2 separate regions of the Homo sapiens genome follow, and region 2 is linked to region 1. A link is an interaction called in ENCODE POLR2A ChIA-PET data of the cell type or tissue named here. Cell type or tissue: MCF 10A. All regions are shown on one strand.

The links. Peaks named below come from ENCODE experiments on the same cell type or tissue, not always from the same donor. Only the 100,000 strongest peaks of a DNase experiment are listed, where the experiment ranks them.
Region 2: POLR2A ChIA-PET joins it to region 1 with 5 read pairs; 2 of 35 experiments call an interaction of 5 or more read pairs at or near these places.

What each region holds. Positions count from the first base shown.
Region 1 is chr19:12,480,106-12,488,105 of GRCh38, reverse strand. ZNF709 (zinc finger protein 709) reads left to right here and starts at 3,290. Exons shown (of 4, transcript NM_152601.4): 1 at 3,290-3,451. The coding sequence starts at 3,449. In MCF 10A, no CTCF peak of the experiment used is centred here; a DNase peak (open chromatin) is centred at 3,215.
Region 2 is chr19:12,246,234-12,254,233 of GRCh38, reverse strand. It overlaps a transcript of ZNF44 not described here. Among named protein-coding and RNA genes, the nearest start is that of ZNF44, 45 kb to the left of the region's middle. In MCF 10A, no CTCF peak of the experiment used is centred here; no DNase peak of the experiment used is centred here.

The DNA.
Region 1 (8,000 bases):
ACGCCTGTAATCCCAGCACTTTGGGAGGCCAAGGGGGGGCGGATCACAAGGTCAGGAGATCGAGACCATCCTGGCTAACACAGTGAAACCCCAGCTCTGCTAAAAATACAAAAAAAATTAGCCGGGTGTGGTGACAGGCGCCTGTAGTCCCAGCTACTCGGGAGGCTGAGGCAGGAGAATGGCGTGAACCTATGATCAGGAGTTCGAGACCAGCCTGGCCAACATGGTGAAACCCGGTCTCTACTAAAAATACAAAAATTAGCTGGAGTGGTGACGGACACCTGTAGTCCCCAGCTACTCAGGAGGCTGAGGCAGGAGAATCGCTTGAACTCAGGAGGTGGAGTTTGCAGTGAGCTGAGATTTCGCCACTGCAGTCCAGCCTGGGTGACAGGGTGAGAGTCTGTTTCAAAAAAGAAGTGAAAATCAATTGGGAAGAGATCTAGGAATTTAATCAAGATATAGTGTAGACTGTAGGCCTACTGTTTTTCAGGAGATAACTGGAGAATAAGATTTTTCGGGCCAGGCGTGGTGGCCCAGGCCTGTAATCCCAGCACTTTGGGAGGCCGAGGTGGGCGGATCACCTGAGGTCAGGAGTTCAAGTCCAGCCTGGCCAACATGGTGAAACCCTGTCTCTATAAAGAATACAAAAAAATTAGCTGGGCATGGTGGCAGGTGCCTGTAATCCCAGCTACTCGGGAAGCTGAGCCAGGAGAATCACTTGTACCTGGGAGGCAGAGGTTGCAGTGAGCCGAGACTGTGCCACTGCACTCCAGCCTAGGCAACAAGAGTGAAACTCCGTCTCAAAAAAAAAAAAAAAAAAAAAAAGATTTTTTGGGGGAGGGAGGGGGATCTGCAGGTGTCATATCAAAATAGAAATTATTTCTTTAAGCTGGGCATGCTAGTGCACACCTGTAGTCCCACTTACTTGGGAGGCTGAAGCAGTCCAGCCTGGGTAACATAACAAGATTACATCTTAAAAAAACAAAAACAGAAAACAGAAAAATGAACAGAGCCTGAGAAATATGCAGGACACTATTTAGTTGACCAATATGTGTGTAATAGAATTTCCCAAAGGAGAGGAGAAGAGTCTGGCAGCTCTTCAAAGATTAAAGATAGAATTACCATGTAACCCATCGATTCCATTCCTAAGTGTATTCCCAAGACAAATGAAATCCTATGTCTACAGAAAAACTTGTACATGGATGTTTATAGCAACCTTATTAATAACAACTAAAAGGTGGATACAAACCAAATGCCTATTAATGGATGAATGGATAAACAAAATGGGCTATATTGGTACAATGAAATATTGTTTTACTGTAAACAACAAATGAAGTATTGATACAAACTTCAATGTAAATGTCCCTTGAAACAGTTATGCTAAGTGAATGAAGTTAATCTCACAAAGAACACATAGTATATGATTCCATTCCAAGTCTACAATGGGAAAGCTATATAGCAACTGAAAGTAAATTAATGGTTGCTTAGGACAGAGGCTTGGAGGAGGAAGATGGGAAGATAGGACAGTGACAGCCAAAGGCTACAGGGGTTTCCTTTTTTTTTCCTTCCTTCCTTCCTTCTTTCCTTCCTTCCCTCCTTCCCTCCTTCCCTCCTTCCCTCCTTCCCTCCTTCCCTCCTTCCTTCCTTCCCTCCCTCCCTTCCTTCCTTCCTTCCTTCTGACAGGGTCTCACTCTGTCACCCAGGCTGGAATGCAGGATCACAGTTGACTGTAGCCTTGACCTCCTGGGTTCAAACAATCCTCGGGCCTCAGCCTCCCCAGTAGCTGGGACTACAGGTGTGCACCACCATGCCCTGCTAATTTTTAAAAAATTTTCTTAGAGATGGGGGAGGGGGGGGCCTCACTATGTTGCCCAGGCTGATCTCAAACTCCTGGGCTCAAGCAGCCCTCCCACCTAAGTTTCCTAAAGTGCTGGAACTACAGGTGTGAGCCATCATGCCCTGCCCATTAGTAGGTTTGATCCAATATCTTAAGTATATTGAGTTTCCTAGTACATGCCAAATTTACATAATCTTTTGTGGTTTTTTAAATAATCTCAGTGAAAATGGAATTAATTGCCTTATCGATATCATAGCCATTTACATTTCAAAATTCTCTAGGGGCTGGGTGCAGTGGCTCATGCCTGTAATCCTAACACTTTGGGAGGCTGAGGCCAGCAGATCACTTGAGCCCAGGAGTTCAAGATCAGCCTGGGTGAGATAGTGAGATGCTGTTTCTACAAAATAAAAATAAAAAGAAAGAAAGAAATTAGTCAAGCATGGTGGCACGTGCCTGAGGTTCCAGCTACTCAGGTGGCTGAGGTGGGAGGATTGCTTGAGCCCAGAAGGTCGAGGCTGCAGGGGGCTCTGATTGCACCACTGCATTCCAGCCTGAGGGACAAAGAAGGGCCCTGTCTCAAAAACAAAAACCACAAACCAAACAAACATAAAGGATCCACAAAAGTTCTCTAGGGACATAGTCAAAAACTGGTCCGAAATAAATATCCTTCCAGTGTTCAGTTTTACTGAACACATCTCATGGCTTTGGGTTTAACTGAATAATTCCTCACTGGGCACGGTGGTTCATGCCTGTAATCCCAACACTTTGGGAAGCCAAGGAGCATCACCTGAGCCCAGGAGTTCGAGACTAGCCTGTGCAACATAGTGAGACCACCCCACCACCGCCATCTCTACCGAAAAAAAAAAAAAAAGGAACTCCTTCTCTCAGACTAGGGCTGTGGGGTCCAAACTTCCCACTAGAGCAAAGTGTGGGGGGAGGGAAGGGATGGGTGACGGCCTAAACCCTGTCAGTTGTCAAAGATTAAAACGTAGTCACTCTTTGTTAGGTATGATGAGGTCACTCTGTCACTCTAAGTGTCTGTATTTGTAAACAAGAGTCAGAAATCCATGAATGGCCTCGCAGCCTTATGCTAAGTCTGGGAGCGTCTGACCCTTCCGTTCTAGTCTGGCATGGCCCGGGCGTCCTTTTTCGCTGTGGACAAAGAGCCTTTTTCTGGAAACTGAGCCTGGAATTTCCTGCGCTGTGCACGCTTGTGTCTCCGCGCTCAGAAGGAGCTGCAGGAAGACACCAGTGCCCGACCCCGGGTACGTTAACAAATTCTGCTTAGACGCAAATATCCGTGGCAGGGGAACAGATTCCTGACCCCGGACGAATGCAGGTTGCTTAGAGACGCGACTTCCCTACTAGCTGTCACTCAGGCAACGAAGGCGGGTCCAAGAGTGCAATGTCCAATCAGGGGCGCCGCCGGGAAGGCGGGCGGAGGGGCGCTGCGCAAACGGCGAGGGCGTGGCTACCAGCCGCTGCGCTCCGCTCTGGGGTCTCCTCACCCCAGAAGGCCCTCAGGTGGAGGAAGGGCCTCAGGTGGAGGTAGGACCTGTGCTGGCCGCGGGAGAGGTAAACAGAACACCAGGACATCCCAGAGTCTGGGAAATGGTAAGTGTGCGGGGCTGGGGGTCTTGAGATGGGAGAGAGGGGCGGGTTGAAACCGGCCGGATCTGGCTGTGGTGGGACCCAGGCCTCCCCGCCGTTGTCTCCCGGGTCTGTGGACCCGAGTCCTCCTGGCGCAGCTCGGCCCTCGGTCTCTTTGGCCGCAGGATGGGGCTGGGCCGGCAGCCGGGACCCCGGACGTCTTGTCAAGTCCCTGCGCGGCGACTGCGGCCCCAGTCCCGGAGCCCTCTCTGGGCAGCTCCGAGCCCGCAGCCTCGCGTCTCCCCAGATTGTGCTGGGGCACGGGAGGGTCATGGAGGGAATCCCGTCTCGGTCGTGGGGTTCGTGCGTGGGAGGAGCAGTGTTGTGTGGGGTCCTCAGTCCCTCTTTTCTTCCCAAGGGAGGACTCGTTTCTCAAGGTTTCCAAGTGTATGGGAAGCCAGATCTCAAACCCACGACCGTGTCCTCCAGCCTGGCTCTTCCCAGAGCTGGGATTAAATCCCTAAATTTCTAGATCTCTTTCAAATGCCAATGTCTTCTCTCCAGTTCACAACGTCGTTATTTCAACCAGACGCAGTATTTTAATTATCCTTTTTGTACAGAGGAATGGATGGTTCTTTTAAAAAGATTTAACGTATGCTTTGGGGTATTTATATGAGAGGAAAACAGAGGAGAAGGACTTGAAGCTACCTCGTGTAAAATGCTTGTGCCTCTCTTGCCAGTATCTCTCCTGGGACCTGACATCCTATGGGAACTCCTTTGGGTTGAGTCTCCTTTTTGGAAACTTTTCTGGGAGATCTGTCCTTTCCAGCGCAGCACTTCCCCTCCCTGGGCTTATCACCTTGAAAAGATTTACTCACTTAATTGATTCTCAAAAAATGTAAAATATACGTAATTAGGAGACCTACAGCCCAGCCAACATGGCGAAACCCCGTCTCTACTAAAAATATAAAAAATTAGCCGGGCGTGGTGGTGCACATCTGTAATCACGGCTACTCAGGAGGCTGAGGCAGGAGAATCACTTGAACCCGGGAGGCAGAGGTTGCAGTTGAGATGAGATTGCGCCACTGCACTACAGCCTCGGCGACAGAGTGAGACTCTGTCTCAAAAAAATAAAAAAATAAAATAAAATAAACCTTTAGAGTGGATGTAAAATATTTCCAAAGAGGCAAGAAAGAGATGGGTTTCAGAAAATAATAAAATATCAAGCTAGGAGCGTTGGCTCACGCCTGTAATCTCAGCACTTTGGGAGGCTGAGTCAGGAGGATCGCTTGAGCTCAGGAGTTCAAGACCAGCCTAGGTGACATAGAGAGACCTCATCTCTACTAGAAAAAAAAAAAAAAAAAAAAAAAATTAGCTGGGCGTAATGGCCTGCACTTGTAGTCCCAGCTACTTGGGAGGCCGAGGCGGGAGGATTGCTTGAGCCTGGGAAGTTGAGGCTGCTTTGAGCCTTGATCATGCCACTGCACTCCAGGCTGAGCAAGGTCTCACACCTTGTCTCAAAAACAGAAAATAATAATAATGAAATATCCCAGTATGATATTGCATTTATTAAAAATTTTTGTTTCTCTTTTTTTCTTCTGAGAATGTATAGCAAGTTCCTCAGGTCTGTTCTTTCCTTTTCGGTGATTTCAAATGGAATTCCATTCTGGGCTCAGGTTATCCACCTGCCTCAGCCTCCCCTTTGATTTCTTCAAACACAGGGTTTGTCTCATGTAAATATCAGTAGTGGTCCAGGTCACTTGACTGGAGAGCAAAGAGGACTCAGGTCAGTGACTCCAAGCTCTAAGACCAACCCTTGGGTCTCCCAAGGGATGTAATCGAAGGCCCAGTTGTTTCTTCCTAGGGAGCCTCCCCTGCAGGTGTCCTACCTGCTCATACCTACTGTGGAAGGAGCCCTTTGTACTGAGAGAAGCTGCTGAGCACTGGAAAGCTGGGGATCTGAATGCACGTTGGGGGATTGGCTGAATCCAGTGATGCCCTTCCTGAGGGCATAATTGTGGTTTCCTTGGGCCTATTTTTAGACATTAGGTTTGAGTTTTGCATCTGTTGTGTAGGTGCACTCAGTGTAATTTTTCTATAGTGAGAAAGTCTGTAAAGGCCAGGAGATCTGTCTCCTGGACACAGGATGAATGAACTGGGGAGTTCATTTGGGTCAGAACCTTAATCTCAGTCCAGTTGAGAGTTTCCTCACTTACAACAATTGAAGGGGCGATTTCCCTGTCACCAGGGGTGAGGGAATGTGTGGAGCTCGCTGAGTTCATTCCTTTGGCTCCTCAGGTGCCCCTGCCCTCTGTCACCAGGGACTGTCTCACTCTAAAGGTTGTTGCCCAACAGCAAGAATGTGGGCCCCAAGCTTGTGTATGTGTTTAGCTTTCTGAGTGTGGGTTTTCCTTCTGAATTGTGGAGAAGCAGTCTGCTAGTCTGAGCTGACTTGAGAGGGAGAGGGAGAGAGAGAGGGAGAGGGAGAGGGAGCGTGTGTGTGTGTGTGTGTGTGTGTGTGTTTGTGTGTGTGTGTGTGTATTTTAGAGGTGGGTTCTCACTTTGTTGGCCAGGCTGGTCTCAAACTGCTGGCCTCAAACAGTCCTCCCACCTTGGCCTCTCAAAGTGCTGGGATTACAGATGTGGCTTGGCTTTCCTTTCCCTTTCCTTTCCTTCTTCCTTTCCTTTCCTTCTTCCTTTCCTTTCCTTCTTCCTTTCCTTCCTCCTTTCTTTCTTTCCCCTTCCTTCCTTCCCTTTTTTTTTTTTTTAAGTCAGTGTCTCACTCTGTCACCCAGACTAGAGTGCAGTGGTGTGATCATAGCTAACTGTAACCTCGAACACCTTTCTTGGCTCAAATGATCCTCCCACCTCAGCTTCCCAAGTACCTAGGACTACAGGTGTGCACTGTCACACCTGAATTTGTAAATTTTTTGTAGATCCTCACTGTGTCCAGGCTGGTGTTTTTTTTTCCCTTTGGATTCCTTTATTTGCTGACTATTACAGCAGCTGAATTCTAGTTTCTGTTAACACTTTTTAATGTTATTCCATATGTGAGTGTGTTAAATTTTGTTTCTTGGGTTTGAAAATGTAAGTCGATTGAAAGGTATGATGCAACTAAGGCAAGAAAATTCTGAAACCAGGCCGGGTGTGGTGGCTCACGCCTGTAATTTCAGCGCTTTGGGAGGCTGAGGCAGAAGGATCACTTGAGGTCAGAAGTTCGAGACCAGCCTGGCCAACTTGGTGAAACCCTGTCGCTACTAAAAATATAAAAATTAACCAGACATGTAATTTTTGGTGGGTGGCTGTAATCCCAGCTACTCGGGAGGCTGAGGCAGGAGAATTGCTTGAACCCCGGGTTGCAGGGGAGGTTGCAGTGAACCGAGATTGTGCACTGCAATCCAGCCTGGGCAACAGAGCAGGACTCCATCTCAAAACAAAAAAAAAGAAAACTCTGGAACCAAACAGAATATTTGTTTCTTTTAGGCAAGAGAACCTCAAGATAAGAGATGAATGTATTTACATTCTCAGGTACATTTTTCATTTTTAGATCGGTTTTTGTATGTGCATGTCATAGAGTACTTGGAAATTTAAAAGAGGCCAGGCATCGTGGCTCATGCCTGTAATCCCAGCACTTTGGGAGGCTGAGGCAGGTGGATTGCTTGAGCCCAGGAGTTTGAGACTAGCGTGGGCAACATGGCGAAACCCTGTCTCTACAAAAAAAAAAAAAAATTAGCCAAGTGTGGTAATTTTAGCTGGGTGTAGTCCCAGCTACTCAGGAGGCTGAGATGGGAGGATCCCTTGAGCCTGGGAGGCAGAGGTGGCAGTGAGCCAAAATTGAGTCAGTGTGCTTCATTCAGCCTGGGCGACAGATTAAAACCCTGTCTCAAGAAACAAAAACAAAAACGAAAAAACCTCAAAGTCCATATGATTCCTATTGCAAATGAATTTCCACTGGAACTGAAAGGAAAATGCAATTGAACTTTTTTTTTTTTTTTTGAGACGGAGTCTTGCTCTGTCGCCCAGGCTAGAGTGCAGTGGCGCGATCTCGGCTCACCGCAAGCTCTGCCTCCCAGGTTCACGCCATTCTCCTGCCTCAGCCTCCTGAGGAGCTGGGACTACAGGCGCTCGCCACCACGCCCGGATAATTTTTTGTATTTTTAGTAGAGACGGGGTTTCACCGTGTTAGCGAGGATGGTCTTGATCTCCTGACCTCATGATCCACCCGCCTCGGCCTCCCAAAGTGCTGGGATTACAGGCGTGAGCCACTGCACCTGGCCTGAACTTCTTTATTTGGTAGAATAACTACTCAAAGCTTATATATATATTTGAAAATCCTAACATACTTAAGATAAAATGCTAATGCATTATAATATGCTACTCCTTCCCAATAGCACCTCCCAGTGTGAGATGGTAGGACACATAATAATGCACCTTGTCATTATAGTTAGAAAGAGATTTGAAAGTTTTTCACTTTTGTAATTGTCAGTGCTTAAAGTATTAAGTTTTTGTTTGTTTTTTTTTTAAAAAACAGGGTCTCGCTCTGTTGTCCTAGTTAGAGTACAGTGGCACAATC
Region 2 (8,000 bases), 230 kb after region 1:
CTGCAAGCATATTTTATATAATTTTTCTTTCAAGTTTGTTAAAGTGTTTTTTTTTTTTAATCTGCTGTGATCTTCTGGATTAGGTTTGTTTTATGTCCCACAATGTAGTCTATCTTATCTTGGTGACTGTTCCATGTGAACTTGAGAAGTATGTGTATACTGCTGTAGTTGGATGAAGGATTCCATGTATTTCAGTGGAATCTATTGTTTGGTGCTATTCAGTTCACCTGTGTCCTTCTTATTTTTTCCTTTTTCGAGACAGAGTCTCGCTGTGTCACCCAGGCTGGAGTGCAGTGGTGCGATCTGGGCCCACTGTAACCCCTGCCTCCCGGGTTCAAGCGATTCTCCTGCATCAGCCTCCCGAGTAGCTGGGATTACAGGCACCTGCCACCACGCCTGGCTAATTTTTGTATTTTAAGTAGAGATGGGTTTTGCTAGTTGGCCATGCTGGTCTCAAACTCCTGGCTTCAAGCGATCCCCCTACCTCAGCATCCCCAAAGTGCTGGGATTATAGGCGTGAGCCACTGTACTCGGCCTGTCCTTCCTGTTTTTTTTTCTGCCTACTGGATCTCTTAATTACTGGTAGGAGGGTGTTGAAATCTCAACCATAGTCATGGATTCATGTATCTCTCCTTGTAGTCCTATCACATTTTGCCTTGTGCATTTTGCAGTTCTTTTGTTATGCACATGTACGCTAAAGATTATACATAGATTCTCTACGTCTTCTTAGAGAATCAACTCCTTGGGCGGGTACAGTGGCTCACGCCTGTAATACCAGCACTTTGGGAGGCCAAGGCAGGTGGATCACCTGAAGTCAGGAGTTTGAGACCAGCCTGGCCAACATGACAAAACCCTCTCTCTACTAAAAATACAAAAATTAGCCAGGTGTGGTGGCATGTGCCTGTAATCCCAGCTACTCAGGAGGCTGAGACAGGAGAATCACTTGAACCCAAGAGTCGAAGGTTGCAGTGAGCTGAGACCACACCTCTGCACTCCAGCCTGGGCAACAGAGCACAATTCTGTCTCAAAAAAAAAAAAAAAAAAAAGCCAGGTGCAGTGGCTTACGCCTGTAATCCCAGCACTTCGGGCGGCTGAGGCGGGCACATCACCTAAGGTCAGGAGTTCGAGACTAGCTGGCCAACGTAAACCAAAACCCTGTCTCTACTAAAAAATAAAAAATTAGCTGGGTGTGGTGGCACACGCCCATAGTCCCAGCTACTTGGGAAGCTGAGGCAGGAGAATCGCTTAAACCCTGGAGGCGGAGGTTGCAGTGAGCCAAGATTGTGCCAGTGCATTCTAGCCTGGGAGACAGAGTGAGACTCTGTCTCTCAAAAAAAAAAAAAAAAAAAAAAAAAGTTTCTTGTAGGCAACATATAATTAGGTAGTTTACTTGTAGATTACATACTTTTTAATTTTCTTTGTGACTTCAGTGTTTGACTCTTTACCTTACCTGATTTCATTTTTTCCCTCTCTTAACATATTGATTATACTTTTTTTTTTTACACTATTTTAATGGTTGCCCTTGAGTTTTCAGTATACAGCTATCCCAAGCCCTCTTTCTAGCAATCTTAGGCCACTTCACTGGTTGCCCAAGTAACTCATAATAGAGTATTCCCAATTCCTCCCTCATAACAATGCTGTTACTCATTTCACTTATCCATAAACTGTACTTATATGTTGTAGCTATTATTACTTTGAACAACCTGTTATCTGTCACATTAATCAAGGATGAGAAAATGATTATATTTTGCTTCCACTTATGCCTTTTCTATTGCAGTACCTTTCTTTGTTATTTACTTTCTTTCTGGTGAATTTAACATTTCTTGCAAAGCAGGTGTACTGGTGACAGATTCCCTCAATTTTTGTCTCAGAAAGTACTACGGACTCATTTGAAGGATAATTTTGCTTGATACAGATTTTTTCTTTCAGAACTTTAAATATTTCACTCTACTTTCTCGTATGGTTTCTGAAAAGAAGTTCAATTCAACTCTTATCCCTCTTCTCTAGAGTGGCTGGGGAATCACTTCCTTCTTAAATTGGAGAAAGGGCATTTTATGTTCTTTTGGAGGAAACCTCTGCTGAGAACCTTTTATACATTTTATAATCATGTGAAAATTCATCATATCATTGTGGACTTTAATGCACTTTATTGTAAATTGCAAATCTGTTTTTTTTTTTTTTTGAGATGGAGTTTCACTCTTATTGCCCAGGCTGGAGTGCAATGGTGCGATCTAGGCTCACGGCAACCTCTGTCTCCCAGGTTCAAGCAATTATCCTGCCTCAGCCTCCCTAGTAGCTGGGATTACAGGCATGTGCTACCACACCCAGCTAATTTTGTATTATTAGTAGAGACAGGGTTTCTCCATGTTGGTCAGGCTGGTCTCAAACTCCCGACCTCAGGTGATCTGCCTGCCTCGGCCCCCCAAAGTGCTGGGATTACAGGCGTGAGCCAACGCGCCTGGCCTGTAAACTGCAAATCTTAACCTGTTCCTCAAGGTCAGCAAGTCCCAAGGTTAACTGGAATGGTTCTGCTGGAAAGAGCTCTTTTGGCATTTTACCATCTCAGGATGGCAAATATTTGCTAAAAATTGGTAGGAAGTATCCCTGAGGCTCAGAAGTGTAGAGATTTTATCTAAAGTTGTCATGCTTTATTCCTCATGCCTGAGCTCTAACTTCCCAGTAACTTAATAGCTCCATGAAATGGGACAGAAAGAAATAAGTCTCTGATAAATATTAACACAAATAGTGAAAATGAACACTTCTCTGGGGTGGAGAGAAGTGGTGCTATCTCAGCTCACTGCAACCTCTGCCTCCCAGGCTCAAGCTATTCTCGTGCCTCAGCCCCCTGAGTAGCTGGGATTAGAGATGCGCACCACTACACCCAGCTAATTTTTTTTTTTTTTTGAGACAGAGTCTCGCTCCGTTGCCCAGGCTGGAGTGCAATGTGCGATCTTGGCTCACTGTACCCTCCACCTCCCAGATTCAAGTGATTCTCCTGCCTCAGCCTCCTAAGTAGCTGGAATTATAGGCATGCACCACCACACCCAGCTAATTTTGTATTTTTAGTAGAGATGGGGTTTCACCATTTTAGCCAGGCTGGTCTGGAACCCCCGACCTCAGGTGATCCACCCTCCTCGGTCTCCCAAAGTGCTGGGATTACAGGTGTGAGCCACCAAGACAGGGTTTCACCATGTTGCCCAGGCTGGTCTCGAACTCTTGAGCTCAGATAATCTGCCCGCCTCGGCCTCCCAAAGTGCTAGGATTACACGTGTGAGCCATTGTGCCCAGCCAACTTCTCCAAAAGAAATATTTTGATTGAATTGGCTGGATCTGACTACCTCGAATATCCTAGAGTACCTCAGGACAATATGGTCAGGTAAATATTGTTACAAGTTTGATTTCCACGTGCCTCTTGTTCTCATGCTTAGTGATGGGAATAGTAGAAAAAGCTTCTAGTTCTTCAGTGTGCTTTTATTCATCCACGTATTATCCATGTTTGACCCTGTGTCTCATGGAATGTTGAGTGATGTGATGTATAAGAAGAAGATGAGTTTTTCTCACAAAGAATTGATGGTCTTAAAATGGAATTTTTTTGTACAGCATTTCTCTCACTTTTCCAGAGTGCTCTGGATCCTGCCATTGGAAAGCAATATGATTGTGATCACAGTGAAAGTGTAGAAATAATTTTCGTGTGTTCATAAACTACTGAGGGAGTGTGGCCAAAGAGTTAGAGTTCTGACAACAAATTCATAGAATAAATCTCTGGAGATCACAGAATCATCGTGAACATCTTATGACTCGAGTATAGATGTCCAGTGCTGTCAGTCTCACCCATTCTCCTTTACACACATTTGGAATGTTTTAGGACTCAGTGACCTTTGAAGATGTGGCTGTGAACTTCACCCAGGAGGAATGGACTTTGCTGGATCCTTCACAGAAAAAACTCTACAGAGACGTGATGTGGGAAACCTTCAGGAACCTGGCCACTATAGGTAAAAATGAAATCATTCCATCATGTTGTTGAATGAATTAGAGAATACCTTTTTCTTGGATATCAATGCTATTCCAAGATGTGGAATGTGAAAAGGCAAAATTCTTTTGTAAATCAGGCATGGTCACATATGGACCTAGAATCTAATAATTTTTCTGTAATTTCTAATAATTTATGATAATTTTTTCTGGGTCTGCATTTCAGGAACAAAACAAAAAGAATGGAACATTGAAGAGCAGTACAAAAACCAGGGGAGAAATCTCAGGTGAGTCACACTCAGAAAAGAAAGCAGTATTCTAGGAGAAAAATCTTAGTATGTCATTAAATTTGATAATTAAAGAAACAAAACAAGCTGAGCCTCAAATGTATCTGTTCTTAGAAAATATTAACCCAGCTAGCGCAGTGGCTCATGCCTGTAATCCCAGCACTTTGGGAAGCTGAGGCAGCCGGATCACCTGAGGTCGGGAGTTCAAGACCAGCCTGACCAACATGGAGAAACCCCATCTCTACTAAAAATACAAAATTAGCCGGGCATGGTGGCACATGCCTGTAATCCCAGCTACTTCGGAGGCTGAGGCAGGAGAATCGCTTTAACCCGGGAGGCGGAGGCTGCAGTAAGCCGAGATTGTGCCATTGCACTGTAGCCTGGGCAACAAGAGTGAAGCTCCATCTCGGGAAAAATAAATAAATAAAAATAACCCAAAGTGCTTTCTTTTCTTTTTTTTTTTTTTTTTTCTGAGACGGAGTCTTGCTCTGTCGCCCAAGCTGGAGTGCAGTGGCGTGATCTCGGCTCACTGCAAGCTCTGCCTCTTGGGTTCACACCATTCTCCTGCCTCAGCCTCCCGAGTAGCTGGGACTACAGGCGCCCACCACCACGCCCGGCTAATTTTTTGTATTTTTAGTAGAGACGGGGTTTCACTGTGTTTAGCCAGGATGGTCTCGATCTCCTGACCTTGTGATCCGCCCGCCTCGGCCTCCCAAAGTGCTGGGATTACAGGTGTGAGCCACCACGCCTGGCCCCAAAGTGCTTTCTTAAATATGGCATAGATGTTCATGGTCCAGGCGCGGTGGCTCCCGCCTATAATCCCAGCACTTTGGGAAGCCGAGGTGGGTGGATTGTGAGGTCAGGAGTTCAAGACCAGCCTCGGCAACATAGTGAAAAAGTAGCCGGGCGCAATGGCAGGTGCCTGTAATCCCTGCTACTCAGGAGGCTGAGGCAGGAGAATCAGTTGAACCCGGGTGGCAGAGGTTGCAGTGAGCCAAGATCGCACCACTGCACTCCAGCCTGGGCGACAGAGTGTAGCCTGGGTGACAGAGTGAGACTCCGTCTCAAAAAAAAAAAAAAAGAGAAACCCATATATGAAAATCACTGTTTTCATAACAGTTATGTTTGAGCCCTCTTGCAGGGCCATAGCATTCAGTACATTCACCTCACAAGCAATTTAGACAGGACAAAAAAATCTGTACTTTCCCTGAAAGTGGAAAAAATAGTTATTCTAGTATCAGTTAATAAAGAGAAAATCTTTAAAAAATGAACTATTAATGTGCTACTCATTTTTTACAGAAATCATATGGTAGAGAGACTCTGTGAAAGTAAAGAAGGTAGTCATGGCGGAGAAGGTTTCAGCCAGATTGCAAATCTCAGTCTGAACAAGAAAACTCCTTCTGGAGGAAAGCTTTGGGAAAGCAGTGTATGTGGAAAAGTCTTGAGCCATCATTCATCCCTTAACAGGCACATTAGATCTTACACCAGACACAAACTGTATAAGTGTCAGGAATATGGAGAGAAGCCATATAAATGTAAGAAATGTGGGAAACCCTTCAGTTATCTGCAGTCTTTTAAAAAACATAAAAGAACACACAGTGCAGGGATAGTCTACAAATGTAAGGCCTGTGGGAAAGCCTTCAGTTGTCAACGTTCTTTCCAAATACATGGAAGGACTCACACTGGAGATAAACCCTTTAAGTGTAAAGAATGTGGAAAAGCATTCCGATACCACCAATCTGCTCAAAAACATGAAAAGGCTCATACTGGAGAGAAACCCTACAAATGTAAGGAATGTGGGAAACCCTTCATTTACCGCCATTCTGCTCGAGCACATGAAAGGAATCACACTGTACAGAAACGCTATGAATGTAAACAATGTGGAAAAACCTACATATCTTCTGTAGGTTTTCAAGCACATGAAAGAACTCACACTGGAGAAAAACCCTATGAATGTAAAAAATGTGGGAAAGTGTTCGTATATCACAACTCTGCTCAAAGACATGAAAAGACTCATACTGGAGAGAAACCCTACAAATGCAAGGAATGTGGGAAAGCCTTCAGTTACCACTGTACTGCTCAAAAACATGAGAGGAATCACACTGCACAGAAACACTATGAATGTAAACTGTGTGGGAAAACTTACTTGTCTCCTTTAGGTTTTCAAGCACATGAAAGTACTCACACTGGAGATAAACCCTTTGAGTGTAAAAAATGTGGAAAAGCATTTAGATACTACTACTCAGCTCAAAGACATGAAAGGACTCATACTGGAGAGAAACCCTACAAATGTAAGGAATGTGGGAAAGCCTTTTATTGTTGCAGTTCTGCCCGAAGACATGAAAGGATGCACACTGCAAAGAAACAGTATGAATGTAAAAAATGTGGGAAAACATACATTACTCTTGCAGGTTTCCAGATACATGAAAGAACCCACACTGGAGAGAAACCTTATGAATGTAAACAGTGTGGTAAAGCCTTCAGTAGTTCCAGTTATATTCATATACATGAACGAATTCATACTGGAGAGAAACCCTATGAATGTAAAGAATGTGGAAAACCCTTCAGTTTCCTTACAGGCTTTCGAGTGCACATGAGAATGCACACTGGAGAGAAACCTTATAAATGTAAGGATTGTGGCAACGCCTTCATTTGGCGTGCATCCTTACAATACCATGTGAAGAAAGTGCACGCTGAATAGAAACTATAAATGTAAATATCGAAAGTTTTTCAATTTTAACGATTTTCAAAGTTGATATGAAAGTTCATACTGGAGGGTAGTTGCATGAATGTAAGTAATACAGGAAAGCCTGATATAACTTAATTCAGGTAGAATGCTCTAGAAAATTCATGCCATGAAAAAATATTATAAATGTATTTATCAGTGCCACATCCCTTTTTGATTCTTCCTAGTTTTTAATATATTTTTATTTTAAAATATTTTTATATATGTATATATATACGTATATATTTGTAGAGACAGGCAACATTATCTTGCCCAGGCTGGTCGCCAACTCCCCTGACCTCAAGTAATCCTCCCACCTCAGCCCAGCAAAGTGCTGGGATTATAGGTATGAGCCACCACACTGGGCCAGTTTTTTTGTTTTATTTTTTTTTTTGAGATGGGTCTTGCCATGTTGCCCAGGCTGGCCGCGGACTTCTAGGCTCATGAGATCCTCCCACCTCAGCTTCCTGAGCAGCTGGGACTACAGATGTGTGCTGCGTTGCCTGGCTTAGTGCCACATTCTTAAAGTGGATCTCTGCACTCTGGGTTCCTACTTATTTTCATAAATGAACATTGAGGTGAGATTATTCTGTAAATACTCTTTAAGAAATAGTGCAGAAGTATAATTGGTAGTGTTTTTTCCTTAAGTCAGTTAATAAAATTTTTAAATAAAATTCCTTAAGTCAGTTAATAAAATGTTTTAATAGTTCTGGGCCATTGAAAAATGACAGTTTGGTACTGGGAGTTTTCTACTGGCATCCTGTGGCAGGTATTGGCTTTCCCTTATCCATTATATATATATTCCACCTTCCTCAGGAGAAAACCTTTCTTCTTTTTGGTTAGAAGAGCCTTATTTTATTTCCCTTGCTAATGAATAGTGGGCCAAGGTTATACAATATAGTCTTATATACATTATTTCCATATTTTGCTCTTTTTCTTTCTGGCCAAGATATGGATGATAGACTTTGAATTAAGAAGTAAGATCTGTGATAGGACAACACAATCTAGGTTGGAGGTGT